Regions from separate parts of the Homo sapiens genome. Here regions 2 and 3 are each linked to region 1. Evidence: chromatin contacts called from ENCODE Hi-C or POLR2A ChIA-PET data. All regions are on one chromosome and are shown on one strand. The core of a region is the stretch at or near the end of the contact, and the rest is flanking DNA. Distances in the headings are between cores, read along the strand shown. Region 1 holds the start of EXOSC8 (exosome component 8). Region 2 holds the start of SLC46A3 (solute carrier family 46 member 3). Region 3 holds the start of DNAJC15 (DnaJ heat shock protein family (Hsp40) member C15).

What was found. A loop is a pair of places that touch in the nucleus more often than their neighbours do. ChIA-PET counts read pairs that join two places held with the same protein, here RNA polymerase II (POLR2A). Pooled maps may share reads with other maps.
Region 2: a loop to region 1 is called in a map of naive thymus-derived CD4-positive, alpha-beta T cell, with 12 times the contacts of the local background. The contact joins the promoter of SLC46A3 here to the promoter of EXOSC8 in region 1. A Hi-C loop is called at or near these places in 1 of 168 maps with a recorded cell type or tissue (naive thymus-derived CD4-positive, alpha-beta T cell) and 3 of 50 pooled maps. POLR2A ChIA-PET finds 5 or more read pairs at or near these places in 1 of 52 experiments (activated CD8-positive, alpha-beta memory T cell).
Region 3: a map of CD8-positive, alpha-beta T cell shows a loop between it and region 1 (19-fold over the local background). The contact joins the promoter of DNAJC15 here to the promoter of EXOSC8 in region 1. A Hi-C loop is called at or near these places in 1 of 168 maps with a recorded cell type or tissue (CD8-positive, alpha-beta T cell) and 1 of 50 pooled maps. POLR2A ChIA-PET finds 5 or more read pairs at or near these places in 1 of 52 experiments (T-cell).

What each region holds. Positions count from the first base shown.
Region 1 is chr13:36,997,952-37,002,574 of GRCh38, forward strand. EXOSC8 (exosome component 8) reads left to right here and starts at 2,835. Exons shown (of 11, transcript NM_181503.3): 1 at 2,835-2,871; 2 at 4,322-4,358; 3 at 4,537-4,600. The coding sequence starts at 2,855. It overlaps ALG5 (ALG5 dolichyl-phosphate beta-glucosyltransferase), which reads right to left and starts at 1,389. Exons shown (of 10, transcript NM_013338.5): 1 at 1,284-1,389. The coding sequence starts at 1,349. RefSeq lists a silencer at 1,305-1,604 and enhancers at 2,065-2,114, 2,575-2,664, 2,865-3,124, 3,345-3,404.
Region 2 is chr13:28,716,781-28,721,403 of GRCh38, forward strand. SLC46A3 (solute carrier family 46 member 3) reads right to left here and starts at 2,190. Exons shown (of 6, transcript NM_181785.4): 1 at 1,716-2,190; 2 at 1,030-1,242. The coding sequence starts at 1,218. It also overlaps the pseudogene CYP51A1P2.
Region 3 is chr13:43,021,527-43,026,149 of GRCh38, forward strand. DNAJC15 (DnaJ heat shock protein family (Hsp40) member C15) reads left to right here and starts at 2,060. Exons shown (of 6, transcript NM_013238.3): 1 at 2,060-2,208. The coding sequence starts at 2,101. RefSeq lists enhancers at 1,879-1,938, 1,949-1,998, 2,509-2,558.

The DNA.
Region 1 (4,623 bases), core at 1,585-4,084:
TTCCTCACCAGTAAAATAATGCTAATGATAACATATATGTCACAGTGTTAAAGATTTAATAACTCCTATTAAACCAAGTGCAACACAACATATAGTAAGTACTACAATCAATAAATGGTAGCTCTTATCACTTCAAGCTAGTGGGAACAAATACCGTCAGTACAATCCCATAAAATCTGTGCAAAAGACCCAAAGTAAGGCAGCTTCAATCTAAGAATGTGTGAATCCACTCCCCGCCCGCACCCCGCCAAAAATCAATCAATCAATCAATCAATCCTGGTTTGCTCAAAAACTTGAAAAAACAAAAAAGCCCTAAACCCTGAAATCTCTACTAGTTAGGGCAAGAGAGGACTCCTCTCTCACCCAGATACTATCAACAAAGAAGTAAGGATGCATTACATTTTATCTAAACTGTAAATTTATACAACCTCTGGAAAGATGGCAGAGTGGCCTTCCTGGCAGTGCTGTCTAGGTGGCTAATCTGAATGTCAAGGAAGCTGAAATCCTCTCCACTTACTAACTAGAGGGCAGGCTCATTCCAAGGTGTGCGGGAGAGAGTTCGCCAATTTTCTACCACTTAACAATCAGCAAGTGTTTACAATGTTTTTGTGTTTCGAGAGCAAGGGCAAAGACAATCGAGTTTGCATTCTATCGTCCTGCCTTGTTTAGGGGCAGTATATTTAGGGTGCTTAATTCTGGGACACAATGCGACCCCGGACAAGGCGCCTGAGGCCTGTCTCTCTCGCTCACCCTGCGTCCCTAGTGGGTCTCATCGATCCACGCATTTATTCCCATTTGTAACAGATGGCTGCCGTCAAGGCTCCGTCACCCCTATTTGCTTAACCACATCAGCCAAGGGAGCAGGCTAGGGAGCACACCCCTTCTGGGGGCTCGAGACCTCCCTGGGTGGAGCAGAACTGCAGCGGCTGCAGGTCCCGGAGAGTCTGGGAGAGGTCGAGGTTGACAGAGGAGGTGGGTAGGGGGCGCGGGCGCCAGGGGCGATGGAAGCGGCGATGATGCCAGGCCGGGTGGGTGCGCTCCAGTGTGAAAAAACTTACAAGTCTCTGAGCACACAAAGAGATAAGATTCCAAGGGAAAATTAAAGAACCGAAGAAAAGGAGAGTGAAACTCCAGGAAACTCCGAGGTCAGGAATTTGGGGGAATCTAGGGGAAAAGGGACTTCTCCGAGAACTGGTAGCGCGGAGGAGGGGACGCCTGAGGAGCCGCAGTCTCCAGGAGAGCGGTAAGCCCCGGCCTGCGCGGGTTCCCATCCCTGTTCTCACCAGTACGAGGGCTGCGGCCGCCAGCGCCGCGCCGAGCACCGCCAGCTGCAACAGAAGCGGAGCCATTCTCCATGCCGTGGCAGCCCGCCCAATCCCGCACCTCCACACAGGCGGAAGCGCGCCCGCGCGACCCGGCCCCGCCGCCAGAGAGGTCGCGCCCGCTGGCCGCAGCGCCCCCGCGTGGCGAGGCGGAGAAAACGCCGCTCTCGTGCCCTCGGCGCCCAGTCGGTGGAGAGGAGCGCTAGGTTCCACAGCGGGGCGCCAGGTTTATCAAGTATGCAAGACGTCTACTTAATTTGAATTTCAGATTAAAAAACTAATCATGTTTTTAACAGCCTTATTAAGATAGCCACATACCATACGACTCATCCAGTTACAGGTTTCTGGTTTATTACATTAGTTTTTATAAACTGTGGTAAAATAAAAAGTTGCCATTTTAATCATTTTAAGTTTACAATAGTGAGTGGCATTAATTACATACATACTGTGCAACCATCACCACTATCTATCTGTAAAGCCTTCCCAGCTCCCTCCAGGTTCTGGCAACAACTAATTGCATGCTCTATTTGGGGCATACTCATGCTTTAAAAAAAAAAAAACCCACAAAAAAACAAAAACAAAAAACAAAAAAACCACGCTGTGTTTATCAGACATTCAAATTTAACGTGGTATCCTGTATTTTATCTGGTAACCCCACCTAGGAGGGAGATGGCAGCCTTGAGCACGACACAGTCTACAACACAAGGTGATGCTTAGGAGCCCTCAGCTCCGGGACCTGCAGAGCAGAACGTGGTGCGGACAATGAGCGCACAGAAAGTTCAGGTTTCTCGGCCGAGCGCCGTGGCTCACGCCTGTAATCCCAGCACTTTGGGAGGACGAGGCGGGCGGATCACAAGGTCAGGAGATCGAGACCATCCTGGCTAACACGGTGAAACCCCGTCTGTACTAAAAATACAAAAAATTAGCGGGGCGCGGTGGCGGGCGTCTGTAGTTCCAGCTACTCGGGAGGCTGAGGCAGGAGAATGGCGTGAACCCGGGAGGCGGAGCTTGCAGTGAGCCGAGATCGCGCCACTGCACTCCAGCCTGGACGACAGAGCGAGACTCTGTCTCAAAAAAAAAAAAAAAAAAAGTTCAGGTTTCTCATGTGTTGGAGCACGGAGCCCTTGACCAGTGAAGAGGCAAGGCCAGGGCTGAGCCTAAGTCACAGGCAGAAAAAAGACGCAGAAACATTGGAATAACGCTCCACACGCACTGCTTGATTCTGCGCTAGAAACCCTGTTATCTCCGAACTGTTGGTGTTATTCTGAGTCACAGCACCAGCTCTTTTATAAAGAGGGAGACCCGCTCCTTCTTTAACAGCAGATTCGTCAAAATACGTCCAAGGCAAGGAAACCTAGAAAGGCGTCTGGGCAGGGGAAAGTCGATGCGAGGGCGGGCCAGGGACCTTTCGTCGCGTCCCCACCTTGGCATTTCCCGTGGCGTGAGCGGCCCCGGCATCCGTGTCGAAAGTGCGGCGGCGGAACAGGCGCGCAGGAGAGGAGCGGCGCAGGCGCAGACGCGCGGGCGGGAAGATGGCGGCTGGGTTCAAGTGAGTGTTGGCGGGTGGCGGGTAGAGTTCTGTACCCTGGCGGACGGCAGCTTCCTTTAACTCTTAGCTGGGATTCTCTCACCTGGAGGCCGACCCCGTTGGGGTGCCATTTCCTTCCTCGTCGAGGCAGACGATGGGCGGGAGGACCTGGAGGTTGTCACAGTGAAAAGAAAGGGCTTCTTCCTCAGTGAGACGGGAGATGAAAGGACTCTGTAGAGTTCCATACCCGCTGCGAGCGCTCGTGAGCGTGGTGTGTAGTGAACGTGCAGTCCCAGGAGACATAGTTGTAATCTTTTAAAGATTGTGGCCGGGCGCGGCGGTTCACGCCTGTAATCCCAGCACTTTGGAGGACGAGGCGGGCGGATCACCTGACGTCAGGAGTTCGAGACCAGCCTGGTGTACATGGTGAAACACTGTCTCTAATAAAAATATAAAAATTAGCCGGGCGTGGTGGCGGGCGCCTGTAGTCCCAGCTACTCAGGAGGCTGAGGCAGGAGAATCGCTTGAACCCGGGAGGCAGAGGTTGTAGTGAGCCGAGATCGCGCCACTGCACTCCAGCCTGGGCGACAGAGTGAGACTCTGTCAGAATCAATCAATCAAGATTGTTGCATCAGAACCACATACCGCCTGCTTCTCCCTCTCCCGTAATTTATTTCTAAAAGGATCATGCCTCGTTTGGAAGGTTTTTGTGTGTGTGAAGCCAGTGGACTTTCTTAAAGTTTTTAAAAAATGGATAAAATAAATAGGATTCCAAAGGAAATCCATTATGTTGAAATAGTTATCTATGAGTATAAACTCCGAAGACACGATATAGTAGTATATATACTTGGTTTAAAATTAACCTTCGTAAACAAGATCTAGTGGCGAGACTAGTAGTAACTCCTGGGATTTCAAAGTAACGGTGAGCCTGAACATACCTTACACAGCTAAAGGGTGCAAACGAAAACATCTGTGGTCTCCGTGGTTGTTAAAGTTGCAGGTACTGCTAATGTTACTATGGCTTATTGCTTACAGTCATAATTGAAGAATATGCTAAATTTCACTTACAGTGAAAATAAAGATGTACCTTTTTGTTTCCTGAGTTATCTAGTAAGAGGTTAACTATTCATGATCACTAGATTATTAAAATAATCTTTTTTCATGATCACTAGATCACTCTGAATCCTTGTTTCAGAGCAAGAACGACATGATTCTTTTGACACAGATTGAGCTTTTAAAGAGCTCACTCAAAGGGCTTTTAGACGCCAATCTTCTAATCGTTTATGGCAGAGTTAAGGACAGCAATTGAATGTGATTGCTACTACAAGGATTTTTACTTTCTAGAATTACTTTTAGTTAAAAAGTTGTGGAGATTTATGCTGCATCACCACACTTAAGATCTTTGCCAATTTCTGGATTTATGTTAAGATTCATCAGTTTATCTCAGATATATTTTTAACACGTGTTTCAGAACCGTGGAACCTCTGGAGTATTACAGGAGATTTCTGGTGAGTAAAGGTTATGTACATGTTATGCGTTTTGATAACGAGCTGCTTTTAAAGATGAATTTCAAGTAATTTAAATTAATCCATTTGAAGTAACATTTAATGTGTGTGTAAAACTTGTGATAGATGTGTAAAATATGTAATAGGTATAATCTATTTTTATATAAACATATTTATTTAGAAAGAGAACTGCCGTCCTGATGGAAGAGAACTTGGTGAATTCAGAACCACAACTGTCAACATCGGTAAGGATGTATTTTCCACTTTC
Region 2 (4,623 bases), core at 940-3,439, 8.3 Mb before region 1:
CCTTGCCTCTGGGGCGGTTTGCCATTTCCTCCTTCTCAGGCTCTTCTCCCAGTCACAGAGACTCACAGAGCCAGCAGGAGGTGACTCAATTCCTTTTAATTCATTTCATCTTTCACTGGGAAGGCAGCACCACTCCTTTACAATCACAAAATATCCCCCAGAAGAAGAGTTTAGAGTTTACAGGTGTGATTTGTTTTTGAGGCATTGTAGGAAAAAAAAAAAAATTTCCAAACCTGGATACTATCTCTTTGCATTTTGAAATGGTAGACTTTTGTCAAAAACTGCCCAAGGGACCAGGAGAATGGTGAAGTGCCTGCCTCCTGTTTTACACACAAAAAAACTGGGGAGATTGCTGGAGAGGGAGGAAGAAAGCCTCCTTAATATCTGGCTAAACATCTTTGGTGTCAACGGTGGGTACTCCCCACTCCAGATGTCCCCACACAGCTGCTCCTCAACACGTGAGAGCCAAGGCTGATTTGATACCACCACCAAATAATAAATGCTCCTCCACCCCACCCTGTGACAGACACTGGCTCACAATCTTCAGTGATGGGCCACTTTCTAGAGTCCCTGAAAGCTGGGACATGCAGAAACAGTAAAAGGATTGGGGAAGAATAGAGCAAGTGAGAGACAGAAACACCATGTTTCAGCCACCCCTGTCCACCAAGTAGCTCATTCCAGCCTGCCCTGCCCCAATTTTCAGACTTTTTTTTTTTTTTTTTTTTTTTTTAGGACAAAGCAAGGAGACAGCCACAGAAGAGATGACACTGTGGTGAAATTTTCCGAGAGAAAGGAGAAGAGCTAGTGTCACAGAGCAGGAGGGTGTTTTAAGAAGAAGAGGCAGATTTGAAAGGTGTCAGGAAACTTCAAATGAGGTGAGTTCCCAGTAAAGGCCATTAGGTTTGGGATTTAGGACTTTGATGGCCGCCCTAGAGAGACCAATGGATGATGAGTTCACGGTCCTCTTTAACTCAAAGCCCGGTATACATTCCCATTTTATTAAATACTATGGATATTGTAATTTCTTACCTCCTGGAATGCAAAAATTGGGCTGCTTTTGTTTTTTTCACACTCAGAAATATTGCTATCAGATGAAAAAGTGTAGTTGCCAGTTTCTTCCCATATTCTCCGATAAACATATTGCGTTGTCAGTGGACCGGTCAAAGTCATAGCAAATGCACTAAGGAAAATGGCAGGTTCTACAAATAAAATCTTCATATTGCCTGGGTAGGTAGCTGTATTCTATAAAAAGTGAAAACGGAGAAAGATCATCTGTCTCATCCCAGAGGCTAGATATTCAAAGATGGGTAAGTTTGAGCAATTTTGTGGAGTAAATGTTTAAACAAGCAAACTAGAGAACAGAAAAGGCAGTAAGCACTTTCTCAGAGAATAACTTTTACTTTGGAGTAGAGTACTCTGTAACAACCTGAGGCTGCCATGCTTTCCATTTTTATGAGTAGGACATTGTAGGACTCAAGCCGCCTTTGAGTCTTTGAAATCATAAACTGTCACCCATCTTGGTTAGCCAATGATCACAGTACAGTTCCCACACTGTATATTGCCAACTGATTTTTCGTAAGTTCAACAATGAGGTTCCTTTTGGGAAGCGACAGTTGCACAATTGTTATTGTTATTTTGCTGCGTATTAAAAACGGACAGGGAGGGGGCGTTTTAAAAAGCAGCTCCCAATCGAAAGGGCCTTATTTTTAACTCACCCCACGATTACAGTCTTCCTGCCAGGCTGGGTACAGGTCGGGCCGTGCCAGGGGCTGTCGCCTCGGATGCCCTGCGCTCGTGCGCGCCCGGGTTCAAGGGCAGCCTCTGGACTGGGGCAACAGAGGACGCGCCGGGGACAGTAACCTCGGACTACGCGGCCGGCGCTGGGGTGGGGAGAGTACTTTCCCGTCGAACTCGACCAAATTACGCTTGTCGGGGAGTCTCAAGCGTATTGTAAAGCAAACCTCGGCAAGCGCACTTCCGCGTCCCGAGTGACACCTGCAGGGTTCTCCGGCAGCCCTCGGCTTCCCCGCGGCCCTGCGGACCTCGGCCTCAGCGCGGCGCGGCGGGGCGCGGAGCAGCTGCTCCTTCTGCGCAGTGGACAATCGGCCAATCGGCGCCTCCGTCGGTCGGTCAGCGGCCCTGCCAGCGCTAGGCGATGACTCGGCCGCAGCCAGCTGAGCATCGCTGTCCGCCGAGGAGGCGGGGTCGGCTGCCGCGGCGCTGTCACTGTTCTACCCGGCTCTCCTGCGATTGGGCCCAGCGGTCGGTGCCCCAGCGGCGATTGGTCCACCCGGACGTCACTCTCCCCTGGAGAGTGGCTAGTGGATCGTGCACCCACCCTCGGAGGCCCGGAGTGGATCCCGCGCGACCGAGCAGCCACTCAGCACCGCTGTTGAGTGGTGGGCCGCGCCGCAGGCTCAACAGCTCTGGAGTTGCAAAGCATTTCTGAATCCGAATATCCTTTCTCATAGAAACACATAAAACAACAGTTGGAAAAGTAACATGTTTGGGCTGTAGCCCCCAGCAGGATCCCGGTCGGCCCGCAGAAGAGGGGAATGGGCGCAGGTGGAGGGCATAGGAAAGAGAGTGCTCAATGCAGAGTTAGCGGAGGGTTGGAATGTGGTCGCTGGCTTTTCCTGGGGAGGGGAGGGGGGACTTGGGCAAATCGTTAAATTTTCATGAACCTCCATGTCTTTATCTGCCACGTGGGGATGATAAGTCTTACAGGGTTGTCTAATTAAACACTCAGCATGTATACACAACACAGCCCCTGGACATAGGAGGAGTTGTCAGTGCTCTCCAACACACCCACCAGGAACAACTTGTAGTAAAAGAATTGAGCTACTACTTCTTGAAGCCAGGAGAAATGCATGCATGAGGAACCGTGGGGGCATCTCAGTAAGAAGGTGTTAGAATTTACTATGGGCTTGCGTTATGTGATTTTGGGAAGAGTTCAAGAAAGCAAGGCCTTACTCTGGATTGGTTGCTGTCAGGAAATGGCAGTAATTCTATGATTGGGTATCTTAATAAGTCTTATTTAGGAGTCAAGACTAGACAGAGGCTAAAGCCATGAATGATAAAGAAGCAACAGTCACACATATTTGTCATTTTTGTGGTTTAGACAGTGCCTAAATTTTGTCCGTGTTCAGACAAAATTATGACGTGGTCTTGTTTTTGTCTTGATCATGGTTACAGAATGCTCTTGTCTGACTTTGGTGTTCCGTGAAATTGTTTTCATTCGACAGAACACCATGGTCCAGAAAAGTTCTTAGCAACACCAAGGCCCAGCTGATAGTTCCAGCACCTGGATGTCAGAGCTGCTTTCTCTTCCTCAGCACTCCTTAAATGACAGTTGTGTCACTGAATGCAGAGTTAAACGTCTTAGGTTTGAGTCCTAACTGATACTTAGTAGCTGGTAACCTTGGACTTGCCACTTAATCTTACTTCCCAGCTTCTTCAAATCAGCATTTATGAAGCACTTGTTATGAGTTTCAAACAATGGAGCATGGATATTGGAAAGAAGATAAACAAACATGAGTAAGATACAGTTTGCAAGGAAGACATAATATTTTAAGTTGCAGTACTTTGTACTAAGTACTATATTATTCTAAACGGCACTTAGAAGATGTCCTTTTTTTTTTTTTTTTTTTTTGAGGTGGAGTCTCGCTCTGTCACCCAGGCCGGAGTGCAGTTGCAGGATCTTGGCTCACTGCAACCTCCGCCTCCCGGATTCAAGCAATGATCCTGCCTCAGCCTCCTGAGTAGCTGGGGTTACAAGTGTGCGCCACCATGGCCGGCTAATTTTTGTATTTTTAGTAGAGACAGGGTTTCACCATGTTGACCAGGATGATCTTGAACTCCTGACCTCAGGGGACCTGCCCACCTCAGCCTCCCAAAGTGCTGGGATTACAGGCATGCGCCACCGTGCCCTGCTGAAAATGTCCTTTCTTATGGGGCAAAAATAATTAATGTCCAATATACTTCCACGCTTTGCATTCCTACTCTTCCACACGAAGAAGAAAGCCAGGTCTTCTTAATGAGTTCTGCTGCTGATCGCTATGGTGACAACAGTCATTTTTTTTTTGTATTTTTTCAAAGAGAATTTTAATGTGAAAAATTAGCAGAGTTTCTGCCTTCACAATTAGAGTTTAACATGAGTCTTCCAGTGTTTTAAAAAGAACTGTAATATACGTAAAGCAAAATATTTTGGCATCATCTAGTGAAAACAGACAATGTGGTATTTTTTCAGCCATCTCATATAGTTAGGCCCTGAGTTATAATTTGAGATAAGTGATTCCTAAACAGAATGTGCTTTACAGAATGTGACCAATTATATTACTCCCAAGGACCTTGTTTCAGATTATATTAAAACCAGAGTTCACTGATCTCACATTTTAAAAAGAAAAAAAGTTTGTTAACTGTTTTAATCAACATAAGTAGTAACAAACATCCCTAATTGGATTCTAGAGAGGAAGCAGGGAGGGCCAGGCATGTGGCTCATGCCTGTAATCCCAGCACTTTGGGAGGCCGAGGCGGGTGGATCACGAGGTCAGGAGTTCAAGACCAGCCTAGCCAAAAGAGTGAAACCCTGTCTCTACTAAAAATACAAAAATTAGCCAGGCG
Region 3 (4,623 bases), core at 810-3,309, 6.0 Mb after region 1:
TGGCCAGGATGGTCTCACTCTCTTGACCTCATGATGCACCCACCTTCGGCCTCCCAAAGTGCTGGGATTACAGGCATGAGCCACCGCGCCCAGCTGGGGATCAGAATTTTTAAGGACAACTCGGTGAGTAGGGGGAAGCCAGTGAGCTGGGAGTGCTGATTGGTCAGGTCAAAGATGAAATCACAGGGAGTCCAAGTTGTCTTGCGTTATCAGTTCCTGGGTGGGGGCCACGAGATCAGATGAGCCAGTTTATCGATCTGGGTGATGCCAGCTGATTCATCAAGTGCGGGGTCTGCAAAATATCTCAAGCACTGGTGGTAGTTTTTACAATAGTGATGTTAGCTCCAGCAGCAATTTGGGGAGGGTCAGAATCTTGTAGCCTCCAGCTGCATGACTCCTAAGTCATAATTTCTGATCTTGTGGCTAATTTGTTAGTCCTACAAAGGCAGTCTAGTCCCCAGGCAAGAAGGAGGTTTGTTTTGGGAAAGGGCTTTTATCATCTTTGTTTCAAACTATAAACTATGAATTACATTCCTCCCAAAGTTAGTTTGGCCTACGGCCAGGAATGTACAAGACAGCTTGGAGGTTAGAAGCAAGATGGTGTTGATTAGGTCAGATCTCTTTCTCAGTTGTAATTTTGCAATGGCGGTTTAATTCCCAGTCCAGTTCTCTTTATACTGCTATGCAATGCATGTGCTCATGTTCTGGTATGTACTATTATTCTGTGTCAGTGTTATCTTCCCTACAAGATTGTAAATTTCTAGGACCTAACTTCTTAGACATGCTAATAATATTAACTAAGTGAACAAATTAATAGACCCTCAAAACTTTAAATTCAGGAATAGAAAAAAAATAAAGCTTTTTCTTCCTGTCAGCTGATTTTGCAAAGGGTATAAGGAGCCAAAGAGCTGCCACGTTGGTACAGAAGTTGGAAAACACCATACGCTTCAACTGCTGGTTAATTTTTGCTCTAAAAACTTGATGGAGGCCAGGCGCGGTGACTCACGCCTGTAATCTCAGCACTTTGGGAGGCTGAAGCGGGCGGATCACCTGAGGTCAGGAGTTTGAGACCAGCCTGGCCAACATGGTGAAACCTCGTCTCTACTAAAAATACACAAATTAGCCAGGTGTGGTGGCACGTGCCTTTAATCCCAGGTACTCGGGAGGCAGAGGGTGCAGTGAGCCAGAGATTGCGCCACTGCACTCAGCCTGGGCAACAGAGCGAGACTCCATCTCAAAAAAAAAAAAAAGCTTAATAATAAAATGGGCTTTTATATATACAAATCAGCACAAACTCATTTGAGGGAGAGTAAGATTTACCTACTTGCTCACAACTTTTTTTCCCCTGCCTCAGGCTCCTGAGTAGCTGGGATTACAGGGACGCACCACCACACCCAGCTAATCTTTGTATTTTTAGTAGAGACGAGGTTTCACCATGTCGGCCAAGCTGGTGTGATCCACCCGCCTCGGTCTCCCAAAGTGCTGGGATTACAGCGTGAGCCACCGCACCCGGCCACAACTTTCTTCTGTGTAATTTCACCTTAAATACAGCCATTTACTTGGGGGTGGAGTAAGCAAATTGCCTCTTTAATTTCTCTCCCGGGGTGGTAGAACTGTGGCATTAAACAGAAGTGCGAACAGAAGTTGAGAGTGGGAAGAAAGGCTGCCCGGAAGGGGGTCAGGAAAGCTCAGGCAAGCCCACCCTCAGGCACTACAGCTAGACTCCGAGCTTACTGGGCAGTCATCTGATTCGACCAACATCAGTTCGCAGGGCTTAAGCCCAGTCCCTTACGGCGGCCTGGGGAGGGACCAGGCCCAAGTATATAAAGCTCCCTGAGGGTCCGCGTTGGCTTTGCGCCTGTGAGTGTGATTCAAGAACGTCCCAGTGCCCTTGGCTCCTTTCGGAGTGTGACCCCGTGCTTGCACGGGACACGTTACCCAGCTCGGGTGAGAAGGGTATCTTCCGGGAACCTCGCCTTTAATAGCACAACGAGCGCAGAGTCCACTGGATCTGCGAGAAGAAACCGCGCTAACTAGTTTGTCCCTACGGCCGCCTCGTAGTCACTGCCGCGGCGCCTTGAGTCTCCGGGCCGCCTTGCCATGGCTGCCCGTGGTGTCATCGCTCCAGTTGGCGAGAGTTTGCGCTACGCTGAGTACTTGCAGCCCTCGGCCAAACGGCCAGACGCCGACGTCGACCAGCAGAGACTGGTGAGTCCTGCCAGCGGCCCCCACCCCTCTCTGGCTCCCTTGTAGTTTCTGCTTCAGCCCCCTCTACCGCCTCACCCTTGAACCTTTGTACTCCCCCGCATTCGCTCACGGTCTGTGCCCTAGCGCTCACTTGTTCAGTGGAGAGACCGCTTTGTGCTGGGCTTTGACGCCTGGGCGTGGAAGACGGAGCAGTTCTGAGGATCTGTCTCCTCAAGGAGCTTCCAGTCTTGTCTGGGACACAAACCAGAAAACAGGCAATTGCAAATACAGTAAAATAAGTGCTGTATGTGGATTTTCCTATCTCATAGGAGGCCCTAAAAACGTCTTGCAGGGGACGTGGTGGGATCAGGGACGCTTCTTGGAGAAAGCTGTAGTTAAAAATTAAGATCTGAATGAATAAAAACAGTCCATTCAGCAAGGAGAAGGGGAAAAAGTGTTTCGGGTACCAGGACTACTGTCTCCAAAGTCTCCGGCACAGAAACAGGGCCCAGTTGGAAACTCCAAGTGGTGTATTCAGGATGAACTGTAGAGCTGGAAAAAGGAAGGGTCTAACAGAAAACTGTCCAACAGAAGCATATTGTGAGCCACATACGTATTTTTACGTTTTTTTTTTTTTTTTTTTTTTTTGAGACGGAGTCTCGCTCTGTCGCCCAGGCTGGAGTGCAGTGGCGCGATCTCGGCTCACTGCAAGCTCCGCCTCCCGGTTTCAGGCCATTCTCCTGCCTCAGCCTCCCAAGTAGCTGGGACTACAGGCGCCTGCCACCACTCCCGGCTAATTTTTTGTATTTTTAGTAGAGACGGGGGTTTCACCGTGTTAGCCAGGATGGTCTCGATCTGCTTACCTCGTGATCCGCCCGCCTCGGCCTCCCAAAGTGCTGGGATTACAGGCGTGAGCCACCGCGTCCGGCATATTTTTAAGTTTTTTGTAGCCATATTAAACAACTGAAGAGAAACAGGTGGGTTTGATTTTAACCATGTATTTTCTTTAACCTGATATATGCACAGTTGCATGGTAATTTTCAACATTCAATATGAAATATTGCCCAAGTGGTGGTTTAGGCTTGTAATCCCAGCGCTTTAGGAAGCCCAGGCAGGAGGATCACTTGAGGCCATGAGTTTGGAGGACAGCCTGGGCAACACAGGAGACCCCATCTCTGCTAAAAAAAAAAAAAAAAAATTAGCTGGGTGTGGTGGTGTGAGCCTGTAGTCCTAGCTGCTTGGGAGGCTGGGTCGGGAGAATCACTTGAGCCCAGGAGTTGAGGTTATAGTGAGCTATGATTTCGCCACTGCACTCCAGCCTGAGAGACAGAGCTAGACCCTGTCTCCAACAAAGAAAAAAAAATGAGGCAGTAGAGATTTAGAAAGTTTTAAGTAACTGGTCCAGGATCATCCCTGGTAAGTGGCAGATCTACGATTCCAAATGCTACACTTTTTCCCTTATGACTTGCTGACTCCTTAGAAATAAGGATTTCTGGATATAGTATTCAGTGTATGATACAGCTGAACAAGATCAGGCAGAAGTAATCCTTTTGTGGAGAGTCGTAAAAATCCGAGTATCAGGCTTTCAAGGTAGTTGGGAGCTGTGGTAATTGGAAGATAGAACTAATATTGGTGACTTTTACATGTGTAGGTATTTTTACTTGGAAGAGGAGAGAGTTTACAGAATCCAGAGTACCACATAGGAAGCATCTTTAGTAGTCCAGGTACTTGAAGGCTAAAGTGTAGGCCAGTGATTCTCAAACTGTCTGTGTCCTGTAATATCCTGAAATCCTGAAGTCAGATTCATAGACAATAAAATCTACCTGTAAACATAACTTTTAATAATCAATATAATGCTTTAATTGAGACATAAAGGTGAAATATTTTATTAGACAATAACATGTCTACAGGCTGCGAGCGGTGTCTCGCTCCTATAATCCCAGCAATTTGGGAGGCTGAGGTGGGTGGATCACTTGAGTCAGGGGTTCGAGACCAGCCTGGCCAACAGGGCAAAACCGTGTCTCTACTAAAAATACAAAAATTAGCTGGGCATGGTAGCACAAGTCTGTAATTCCAGCTAGTAGGGAGGCTGAGGCAGAAGAATTGCTTGAACCCAGGGGGCAGAGGTTGCAGTGAGCGGAGATCATGCCACTGCACTCCAGCCTGGGCGACAGAGCGAGACTTTGTCTCAAAAAAAAGAAAATAACATGTTAACATGTCTACAATTTAAATATGTAAATACTTAGACATTACTACATTAGAAAACATAATGAAGTAATTATTAGTTGCTGTCATATTACACCAATTTGTAGAATCACTGTGTATGTGACAGCTACCAATGCAAATTGTTTATCAAATGTATTATATTGGCTTTTCAAGTAGCAGAAGGACCATTGTTCTTTACAAACTTATTTCTCCTAAATGGTGAACAATTTC